Regions from separate parts of the Homo sapiens genome. Here region 2 is linked to region 1. A link is an interaction called in ENCODE POLR2A ChIA-PET data of the cell type or tissue named here. Cell type or tissue: PC-9. All regions are shown on one strand. Links, peaks and the distances in the headings refer to the core of each region. The heading gives the core; the rest is flanking DNA. Region 1 has its middle 260 kb from the start of TFAP2C. Region 2 has its middle 260 kb from the start of BMP7-AS1.

Region 1 (5,375 bases), core at 175-5,174:
CAAAAATGAAGGCTCTCTCCTAAACCTTTTGTAGCCCATCCAACTACAAAACAGGGGGAAATTTTTTTCTGATAAGTATTTGAATTGAAATAGACCCACTGTCTTTGCATATTAGCGAGACATTTTGCAGAGCTGGGTCATGAACAGGGCAACCCCTGGCTCCACGCAGACGCTGCCTGCCTTGTAACCATGTTCCCAGTGCTGGAACAGTGCCTGACGCAGAGTAGGCCCTTAACAAAAATTTGTTGAATGAATGAATGAATTCCTTCAAAGTAGGAGCTAAGGTGACCTTTAGAACAAATGAAAGGGAGAGAAAAACTGCAGAGTGCAGGATTTTATGCATCAGGAGTTGGGGGGGATGAAGGTGAATGAAGGTGGCCTTTGGAACCCTGTGCAGTTGAATTAAAGAACATGAAAGAGCTGCTGAAAGGGCAGGTGTGTGACTGCAGTCCAAGGTCACACCTTTCACAAAGGCTGTAATGGTTTGACTGACAGCCTTAGGAGAAACCCTTCATTCCTTTTGAAGCTAAGGAGGAGATTAGAGGGCTCTGTTCAAAGCACTGTGCCTCCTATCCTGGGTATCAGTGGGGCTGGCGTTTCAATGGCCTTTAGCCACTCGTCCTAAGAGCTTGTGCTCAAAGATTTAGCATGGATCTGAGGTGTCATTAGCCACTCTGGCAAGAAGACTGTCCCTTCCTCTAAGAGCTCACAGGAAGGCTGTGGCAGGTGGGGAGGTGGGGACAGAGAAGCAGGAAGCTCTGGAGCCAAACAGACTTGGGTGGCATCCGGCCCACAACACGCATCCGGCCTGTCTGCATCTCAGGCTCCTCCCCTGTGGGCGGGGAGTTACAGGATCGCTCATTTACTGACTTGCTGTGCTGAACCGAGGACTTGTGTACTAGAAAAATAAAGATGATTAAGAGATAGTCCTTGCCCTGTGGAAGCAGGGGCAATTTAGAAATGTTTGATTGTGGCCGGGTGCAATGGCTCACGCCTGTAATCCCGGCACTTTGGGAGGCCAAGGCGGGCAGATCATGAGGTCAGGAGATGGAGACCAGCCTGGACAATATGGTGAAACCCCGTCTCTAGTAAAAATACAAAAAAATTAGCCGGGTGCGGTGGCGGGTGCCTGTCATGCCAGCTACTCAGGAGGCTGAGGCAGAAGACTCGCTTGAACCCTGGGAGGCAGAGGTTGTAGTGAGCTGCGATTGTGCCACTGCACTCCAGCCTGGGCGACAGAGCCAGACTCCATCTCAAAAAAAAAAAAAAAAGAAATGTTTGATTGTTTGTTTACACAAATGGCCTTCCATAAAAGGCTTTTTAAAAGTAACAAGTAGGAACATAACTATTACCAGTGGGGTGGGACATGAAGGGGGTGATCTCCCAGTGAAATCTACAGCAGACATGAAAACCCGAACCATAATCACAGCACGTCCCCAGCCATCCCTAAATAAAACAACAAATAACCACAGACTGAGAAAACTGAGAAGCAAGGGGCTCAAGCCTCAACTTAGTCAGAAGATGTCCCAGAAATTATCCTCTAACAGGGGAGGGAGATTTATTTGGTGGGAAATGAAGTCCAACTCCAAAAACCCCATTAGCCCAGAGGTCCCTGTAGCCCTCTACCCATGCACCTGACTCTGACTTGGAGACGGCAGAGAAGTATCCCCAAAGCATGCACAGCTCAGGCTTTTCAGGGATTAATTTGCACCTCAAACATCACAGAGTGTGTGAGTTCAGAATTTGGGATTACTGAGCGGTTCAGAGGAGATGAGAATGATTCCCAACAACGCATAATTAATCATTATGTTGCAAATGACAGAAAACCCACTCAAATAATAAAGGAATTACTTGTTCAGAATCAGAAAAGTCAAGGATTAAATTAATCTCAGGCAAGGCTGGATCCAGCCACTCATGGTCATATCATGAAGAACTTTATTTCTCTATATCTATTCTTTCTCCCTTTTTTCTTTTATTTTCTTTTTTTTTGAGATGGAGTCTCGCTCTGTCACCCAGGCTGGAGTGCAATGGCAGAATCTCGGCTCATTGCAATCTCTGCCTCCTGGGTTCCAGCGATTCTCCTGCCTCAGCTTCCCGAGTAGCTGGAATTACAAGCATGTACCACCACACTCGACTAATTTTTGCATTTTTAGTAGAGACGGGGCATAGCCATGTTGGCCAGGCTGGTCTCGAACTCCTGACCTCAGGTGACCCACTTGCCTCGGCCTCCCAAAGTGCTGGGATTACAGGCGTGAGCCACAGTGCCTGGCCTCTTTCTTCACTCTTCAGTGTGAGCTTAATCATAAACTATACCTAGGAACTGCTAGCAGATCAAGTCTTCCCCTTTTGGTGGCAAAATGTCACAGTTACTTGCAAATTTCATATTCTTATGCCCTACACATGATCCCATGCAAGGGGCTTTATTTTCCCAGAAGTCCCCGTAAATAGCTGTTCATATCGGGTTTTTAAAATAATATTTTTAAAATTTTAGAACAATTTTAGATTTACAGGAAAATTCCAAAGAAAGTACAGAGTTCCCATGAACTCACACCCAGTTTCTTCCATTAACATCTTAGGTGACCATGGTACATTTGTCATGAGCTGACATTGATACAATATTATCAACTAAAGTCCACATTTATTCAAATTTCCTTAGCTTTTACCTAATGTCCTTTTTCTGCCCAGGATCCTGCATGACATCTAGTCATCGTATCACCTCAGGCTCCACTTGGCTGTAACTGTTGCTCGGATTCTCCTTGTCTCTAGTGACCTGCACCGTTCAGAGGAGGACCTGTCAGGTATTTGCAGACTGTCCCTCAGTTAGGATTTGTCTGATGTTTTCTCATGAATAGATGGGGTTATAGGTATCTGGGAGGAAGATCCCAGAGGTAGAGTGCCCTTCTCATCCCATTACGTAAGCATATATACTCTGAACACAACTTATCGCTGTTGATATTAACCTTGATCAGCTGGCTGGGGTGAGGCTTGTCAGGTTTCTCCACTGTGAAGTTACTCTTTCCCCCTGGACTCTTTGGAAGGAAGTCCCTATGTGCAGGCCACACTTCAGGAGTGGGAGCTATGCTTCCCCATTGAGAGTGAAGCATCTCCATACATTATTTGGAACATTTCTGCATGAGAGATTTGTCTACTTCTCCCTATTTATTTAATAATTTACTTATATCAGTATGGAGCATATATATTTATTTTGAACTCTGAATAAATATTTATTGATTTATTTTTATTTATAAGCTAACACTCCTTTACTTTCCTGCTCAAATTGCTCTCGCTTTGACCACAGGGAGCTCTTTCGGGTGGCTCCTGTGGCCTTTGGCCATGACCCCATGATTTGGGGTTATTTGTTTGTTTGCTTTAGCATTTCTTACTTTCTGAACTAGAAGATGCTTCAGGCTTATGTTGTATATTTTCTGCCCCAGTCCTGGGATCTGCCATTTCTCCAAGGAGCCCCGGTTCCTTTTATTGTAAGTTCTGGGCTCTAGATGTACTTGTTTTGTTGTGAGATTGGGTCTCACCCTGTCGCCCAGGCTGGAGTGCAGAGGTGCCATCTCGGCTCACTGCAACCTCTGTTTCCCGGGCTCAAGAGATTCTTCTGCCTCAGCCTCCCAAGTGGCTGGGACCACAGGTGGGCACCGCCATGCCCGGCTAATTTTTTATATTTTGGTAGTGACAGGGTTTTGCCATGTTGCCCAGGCTGATCTTGAACTCTTGAGCTCAAGCAATCCGCGTGCCTTGGCCTCCCAAAGTGCTGGGATTACAGGCGTGAGCCACTGCGCTGGCCTAGGTGTACTTGTTGATATCAAGGTGACGTTGCTTCTAGACCCTCTCAGTTAAGGGAGCAAGGAGACATTATTTGTTTTTCGTGTCTTTTTGATGTGGATTTGAGATACGCCTATTCACTGAGCCAGCCTCTGAGTCGAGGGAACATGCAGGCTGGTTAGACAATCAGAGTCTGCCCTGAGGCAGGCCAGATGACACGTTTGGACTCAAACTACAGGGCTAAGCCTACCAGTTTACCCAAGAGCGCTCAAGGTGCTGATAAGGAAGAGGGGAGATTGGTGTAGATTGGTGTTCAGCAGTAAGGACAAATATCCATTACCATGGGGGAATAATTAAATAAGAGTGGCCAGAGGCCGGGCGCGGTGGCTCACGCCTATAATCCCAGCACTTTGGGAGGCCAAGGCGGGCAGATCACTTGAGGTCAGGAGTTCGAGACCAGCCTGGTCAACATGGTGAAACCCCATCTCTACTAAAAAATATAAAAATTAGCCAGGCATGGTGGTGCGTGCCTGTAATCCCAGCTAATCGAGAGGCTGAGGCAGGAGAATCGCTTGAACCTGGGAGGTGGAGGTTGCAGTGAGCCAAGATCATGCCACTGCACTCCAGCCTGGGTGATAGAGCAAGACACAGCCTCAAAAATAATAAATAAATAAATAAAAATAAAAATTTTTTTTAAAAAAGGGGTGGCCAGAAAGAACTGCAGTTTCTTTGGCCTGATACTTTATTACAAATCCCCTTTCCTTTGGAGAAAGTGCTGGGCAGTAAGTGATTCAGGAAAATGATAAATTCTTTGAGCATCTATTCCCAAAGTCACGTGTGCAATAATGAAATATTTTTAATCTTGTCCTTCAAACCAGCGGGCTTGTCTGGTAATAGGTCCCAATTAAATCCTTTTTCTTAAATTACATTGTTGTTAAGGACTTTGTTATCTTCACAGGATATTCCCCCCCACCGCTCTCAGCCCAACCCTCTCAAAATTGCCTCGCCATCCTCCTTTCCTATTAAAAAATGGAAAATTGCACAATTCACCTAATTAGTCAAATTTGAATCTTCTGTGGCTATCACAGCCCAATGGTTGAATTTCACACACCATTTGAAAAGCTATGGTAGAAACGCCGTTGTTGATTCCTCCTCACACTCCAGTGGTACTATTCAATTACAAAAGGAATTATTTGACTTTCTGTCGCCACGATGCTCTAGCAATATGCTATTAACCTCGATTGATTTTTGCTTAAATGTATTCAAGATGGGCACATTTTTGTAAATCTAATGTGCTGGTATTTAAACGGAAATATTTCATTAAATGGATTTTCTTTTTAAATGAAATTTGCCAAATGGTTATAAATGATGGGAGATGAGTTTTGAACTTGAAGACGTGACGTGAAGGTTCTGGGAAGAGGCTTTCTGTGCCACCAAACAGGCTGGGGCACTTAGAGTGGATTTTGGGGGGAATGCACACAGCAGGGGAGGCAAGATTCTCGCCCTGCTGCGTGCCTAAGCTGGTGAACATAAAAGCACCTTCCTTGCAGGGCTGCTGGGGGCCTTGAGGCCAACACAGACCAGGGGTGTAGAGCCTTGGC
Region 2 (5,375 bases), core at 278-5,277, 66 kb before region 1:
GGCACTCTCAAATGTCCTCAGTGAGAGGACGAATCGGTACAACCCTCTTTGGGAGGGGATGTTAACATTTTATAGCAAACATTTAAATGCCTATACTTTGATCCAGCAATTTTGCTGGAATCTGTCCTGTAGTAATACTCAGATGTGTGTATGCAGATGCAGGTGTGAACAAGCAGTTGTGACATTGATTCTTATGCAGAAAAAATGGAAACAGCCCCAAATATCTATTAATGGGGAGTTCACTAAGTTCTAGCACCTCCATACTCTTGAATCTGGTGTAAAAAGTGAGAGTTAGGAATGTCTGAGCTTAAGCCTCAGGACGCCACTCTGCAACAGCTAAGGGAAAGTTCAGCAGAAGAGCCCCGTACAGCTCTATCCACCTAGACCAGTGGTTCTCATCCAGGGATGACATTAGGCTCCACGGGACACGTGGCCATGTCCGGAGACATTTTTGGTTGTCGCAACTAAGGGGTGCGTGCTGCGGCATCTGATGAGCAGAGGCCAGGGATGCGGCAGAACACCCCACAGTGCACAGCACAGCCCCGCAAGACAGAGAATTAATCAGCCCCGAATGCCATTAGTACTGAAGTTGAGAAACATCTACCCCATAGCACAATCCTTTACATGTTCTGAATCCTCAACGAATGTTTGTTGAATGAATTCATGACATTTACTTACTAAAAACACTGTGTGTGAACGTGATACTGATGAAATGATGAGCAGCTTAAGAGGAGTAAGGCACAGGTGTGGGACACTTTGATGTCTTACCTTCCTCACTTTTGTATCATTGGCTTCTTTTTTAAAAACTAAGAGCAGCTTTCATATCAAAAATGTAAGCAGTGAGGGAAGGAAGGGAGGAAGAGAAAAAGGGAGGGAAGGAAGGAAATTTTTAAATATCCAGTTGCATGAGAAGGCATGAATGGTACTGTGATAGAAGCCAACCTTGGGTCAATTACTTCAACTGTTCTGCCTCTACGTTCTCAGCTTTTAAATGGGCATAATAATAGTGCTCCCCTCTCTGGGTGTTGTGAAGATTAAATCAGTTAGTCCATGGATGCAGTGAGAGCTCAGTAGATGACTTCGTCCTCACTGTTGTTGACAGGGGACCCTGATTGTCACTTTTTTTTTTTTTTAGACAGAATTTCGGTCTGTTGCTCAGGCTGGAGTGCAGTAGTGTGATCTCAGCTCACTGCAACCTCCTCCTCCTAGGTTCAAGCAATTCTGCCTCAGCCTCCCCAGTAGCTGGGATTACAGGTGCGCACCCCCACACCTGGCTACTTTTTATATTTTTAGTAGAGACAGCATTTCACCATATTGGCCAGGCTGGTTTCGAACTCCTTACCTCAAGTGATCCACCTGCCTCAGTCTCCCAACGTACTGGGATTACAGGCATGAGTCACCGCACCCAGCACCTGAAATTCATTTTGATTTCTGTCCGGAATGTTCTCCAGGCCCTCGGCTGGCTCGGGTTCAAGGAGGGCCTGTGATGATTTCGGGAGTGGAGTTTGTGCAGGCACATTCTGGGGTCCAGCGGGCAGCTGTAGGGCCCCAACAGGTGAGTGGTGGCCTTGCATTTGCCCGCATCTACACTGGCACTGGCCCGGGTGAAAGCAGCCTTGGCCTGTCTTTCTCTGCTTTGCCGCCATCTACCCCTCGGGCCTGCGTGGGCTTAATGGAGCATAAATGCAGCGGCCAGCGGGCAGAGGGCTGCTGGCTCTTCACGGCAGGGCTCTCAGCTCGCGTCCTGAAGCCCCACATATCAAGAGACCCTCGACCGCATTTTTCCCGGCTCAAGGCCCCCGTTTTCACCTCGGTCCGGGAACCCCAGTAGCTGCAAAGGCGTTTTCTAACAGAGCGTTGTCCTGGGAGACCGAAAACCTTCTAATCAATGCAAAACGGAGACAGAGAGCAGAGCTGGACAAGAAGCCTGCTACCCACCCCCCACTCCCCCACCATGTTAGCCCTATTAGCAGCAAATCCTTAAGCCAGCGCTTGTAAAAAGCAGCTTGTTTGGGCCTGACCCTCCCCATTCATGTAATGTGATATTGCACGCTTGGCCGACCTCAGCAAGCAGCTAAACATATGTCGTCAGCTGGGCGCTGCTGCCCCTCTATTAAGATGGTTCTGGAAGCATATGTGGGAACTGGCCTGCCCTGGAGACTCGAGGGAAAAGGCAGGAACACAGGCAATTAGAGGGAGCCACCCGGCCCCACCGACAGGCCGCAGGAGGAAGTTCAGGGACGCATCTCATGGGCATGGAAACAATTAGGGTCAACAAATAGTCGTAGAAAAGGAAACTTTAAAAAATAGAAACCCGGTTAAATGACCCAGTAAACACCCGCCCCTGCCCCTACTCTCCCCTGCACGGGGGCGGCATCTGCGCTTCACGTGGACCGTCTTCCCCTCCCCGCCTTGGATAATGACTTCCCTTTGCAATTTCCTGGAGGAAGTTGTTGAAGTGATCTTCCAGTGATAAAATAAGCCAGGGTGATTCTTAATTTTCAGTCTGAAGTCTTTTTTCCCCTCCCAGTCCAGTCTCCTCATTTACTAGGGTCAGCAGGGAGAGAGAGAAGTTCAGCTGTGAATGTTTCCCCTCCCCAGAATGGGGTGGGCTGGTCCTGAGTTGCGGCTCGGGGTGGGGGATGTGAACCAGCCGGCTTCCTTGACCAGGGTAGTCACTGTTGAGGTCAAGACGAGAAACCCTCCATTTCCTGTCATTCTGCTAGTTATAGTAGGACAATCACTGCTACCACTTGGGAAGCACTTTCTAGAAGTTCCTGACCTGTACTGGCCAACACAGGAGCCACCAGCCACACGAGGCTACTGCCCCTGTGATGTGTGGCCTGTGTGATGGAGGAGCTGAATTTTTAAAATGTCGTTTAATTTTATTTATTATTATTATTATTATTTTGAGATGGAGTTTTGCTCTTGTTGCCCAGGCTGGACTGCAGTGGCACGATCTTGGCTCACTGCAACCTCTGCCTCCTGGGTTCAAGCGATTCTCCTGTCTCAGCCTCCCGAGTCACTGAGATTACAGGCGTGCACCACCACGCCCGGCTAATTTTTGTATTTTTAGTAGAGACGGGGTTTTACCATGTTGGCCAGGCTAGTTTCGAACTCCTGACCTCAAGTGATCAGCCTGCCTCAGCCTCCCAAAGTGCTGGGATTACAGGCATCAGCCACCGTGCCCGGCCAAATGTTATTTAATTTTAAGTAATTTAAACTCAAAAGCTGGCAATTCAGTTACTGGAAAACTTCCAAGAATGCGGAAGGTGTGGTGATCTGCCTTTTCAACTGTAAATTTCGTAACATTCAAACAGTGATAAATATTTTCATTGAAAATTTAGTGCCTGCATTGAGCTGTGCTATAAGTAAAAAAATGCACACCAGATTTCAAAGAAAATTTAAAGAAATTAAAGAAAAAAGTAAAGTACCTTGTTAACGATTGTATATTGATTACATGTTGAAATGGTAATACTTGGTACATATGGAGTTAAATAAACAACATCATTAAAATAAATGTCACCAGGATTGTTGCATGACAATGTGAATATATGTAACATGCTGAGCCATACACTTAAAAATTATTAAGATGGTAAATTTAATGTAATGTGTTTTTACAGCAACAAAAAGTCCGCCACGTTTCTTTTTTGCTTTTTATAACGTAGCTACTAGAAAACATAAAATTACATCTGTGACTGGCATTGTATTTCTTTTGGACCCCACTTAAAAGCACGTGGCCTCCTTGAATCCATCAATAATCCTTCCAGCTAGGTCTGTGGATGGCGTCCCCTCCTCCAAGGCCTCTCAATCTGCTTAGGTAGAGAAAGAAGTAGGATAGTGCCTATTAAGAGGCTTTAAATGGCAAGATCCAAGGAAATATTTTGAACTGGAATCTGGAGGTCTTACCCTGCAAACGCTTTCTGCTTTTCTATACCAGGGGAAGACACTTAGAGAGAAAGGTTCGCAGCTTGGGGCTCTGAACATGCACTCTGCCCAGCAACTGTCTGCCAGGTTAAGAAAACTCAGCTCCGCTTTAGAAGCCCCGAGTCTGAGGCCGGGCGTGGTGGCTCATGCCTGTAATCCCAGCAGTGAGCTTAGATTGCGCCACTGCACTCCAGCCTGGGTGACAGAGCAAGACTCTGCCTCAAAAAAAACAAAAAGAAGCCCCGAGTCTGAGGGTCTCTCTAGCCCACATCCACTCCCACTTCCTCCTCCACTAAGCTTGTGAGAGGCGGTGCTCTAGACTCAAACAAGAACATCCTTTCCTCCCTGGGCGCTTTTGGCAGAGTCCCCTGCAGATATCAGAAGGGAGATTATTTCCCTCTTCCTCAGAATGTTCCAGGGCTCGGAGAATATGGAGCTGCAGGACCCAGAGGAGTCGTTTCGATTCCGGGCTTTGCAGCCTGAGAGAAGTGAGTTCGAAGCCTTGCCTCGCCTCCCTGCCACTTGCACCTGCGTGACCGTGGCCAGCCTCGTTACCTCTCCAAGGTTCAATTCCTTAAGTCATAATATGGGGAAAATAAGAATAGCTACTTCAATGGAGTGTGAAGAAAAAAACAAATAAGCAGTTTGTGCAAAAAGGCTTAGCACGTGTCTGGCCTTGCAGCCCTGCCCCACATGACAGCGAGCTTCTGGAGGCTGGGCTGTGGGTTGCTTCCAGCAGGGTCCATATCTGCCAGTGCCTCACGAGCAGCATGGAGAGGAATTACTATCTAATTGCCGTGCTCAGCCACCTCTCTCCAGTATTTTTGAGGTGTCTGAAACCCCTCTGCACCAGTCCCCTCCGTTCATTCCAGCCATCCCAAGTCTGTGGTTGGCTGGGTCGGGGGAAGGCAGGAGAGATGGTGACAGGAGGTAACCTCAGCCAGCCACCTGTACCTGCTCTCCTGCAAACTCCCCGCACACAGGGACATGCAGCCTTTGGGGCTGGAGTGAGCCCCAGGCTAAGCAGAAGACGCATCTCGGGTTGGAGCTGCTGGGACTGCGTGTGTGGCCCAAGGTGAAACCTGGCCCGTGGTGACAGTAACACACTGTGACAGCTGTCACAACTCCTCTTTGGTCATCCTGCCATGAAGGCACAGAGCAGAGGAGCGATGACTGGGGTCGGGCACAGAAGATGCCCAGGGCACCCGGGCGCGTTTGGTTTACATATCCACTCATTTCACTCCGGGAACGTCCGCAGAGCTTATCCTTCACGCCAGGTGCAGGGCCAGGGTAGGGGACTGTCACGAGCAAGCTGGGTGGGATCCCTGCCATCCAGGGGCTTCGTGGAAGACGATGAGCCCGCAGATTTCACCAGGACAACTTCAGATTGTGACAAGTGCTATGGTCAAAATGGGCGGGATGATGCGTGGTAGCCACGGCGCAGGCCA

Evidence for each region. ChIA-PET counts read pairs that join two places held together with the same protein. Peaks named below come from ENCODE experiments on the same cell type or tissue, not always from the same donor. Only the 100,000 strongest peaks of a DNase experiment are listed, where the experiment ranks them.
Region 2: POLR2A ChIA-PET joins it to region 1 with 6 read pairs; 3 of 35 experiments call an interaction of 5 or more read pairs at or near these places.

What each region holds. Positions count from the first base shown.
Region 1 is chr20:56,888,818-56,894,192 of GRCh38, reverse strand. No RefSeq gene overlaps it. Among named protein-coding and RNA genes, the nearest start is that of TFAP2C, 260 kb to the right of the region's middle. RefSeq lists an enhancer at 441-1,045. In PC-9, for the core only: no CTCF peak of the experiment used is centred there; no DNase peak of the experiment used is centred there.
Region 2 is chr20:56,954,635-56,960,009 of GRCh38, reverse strand. No RefSeq gene overlaps it. Among named protein-coding and RNA genes, the nearest start is that of BMP7-AS1, 260 kb to the left of the region's middle. RefSeq lists an enhancer at 1,092-1,717. In PC-9, for the core only: no CTCF peak of the experiment used is centred there; a DNase peak (open chromatin) is centred at 3,279.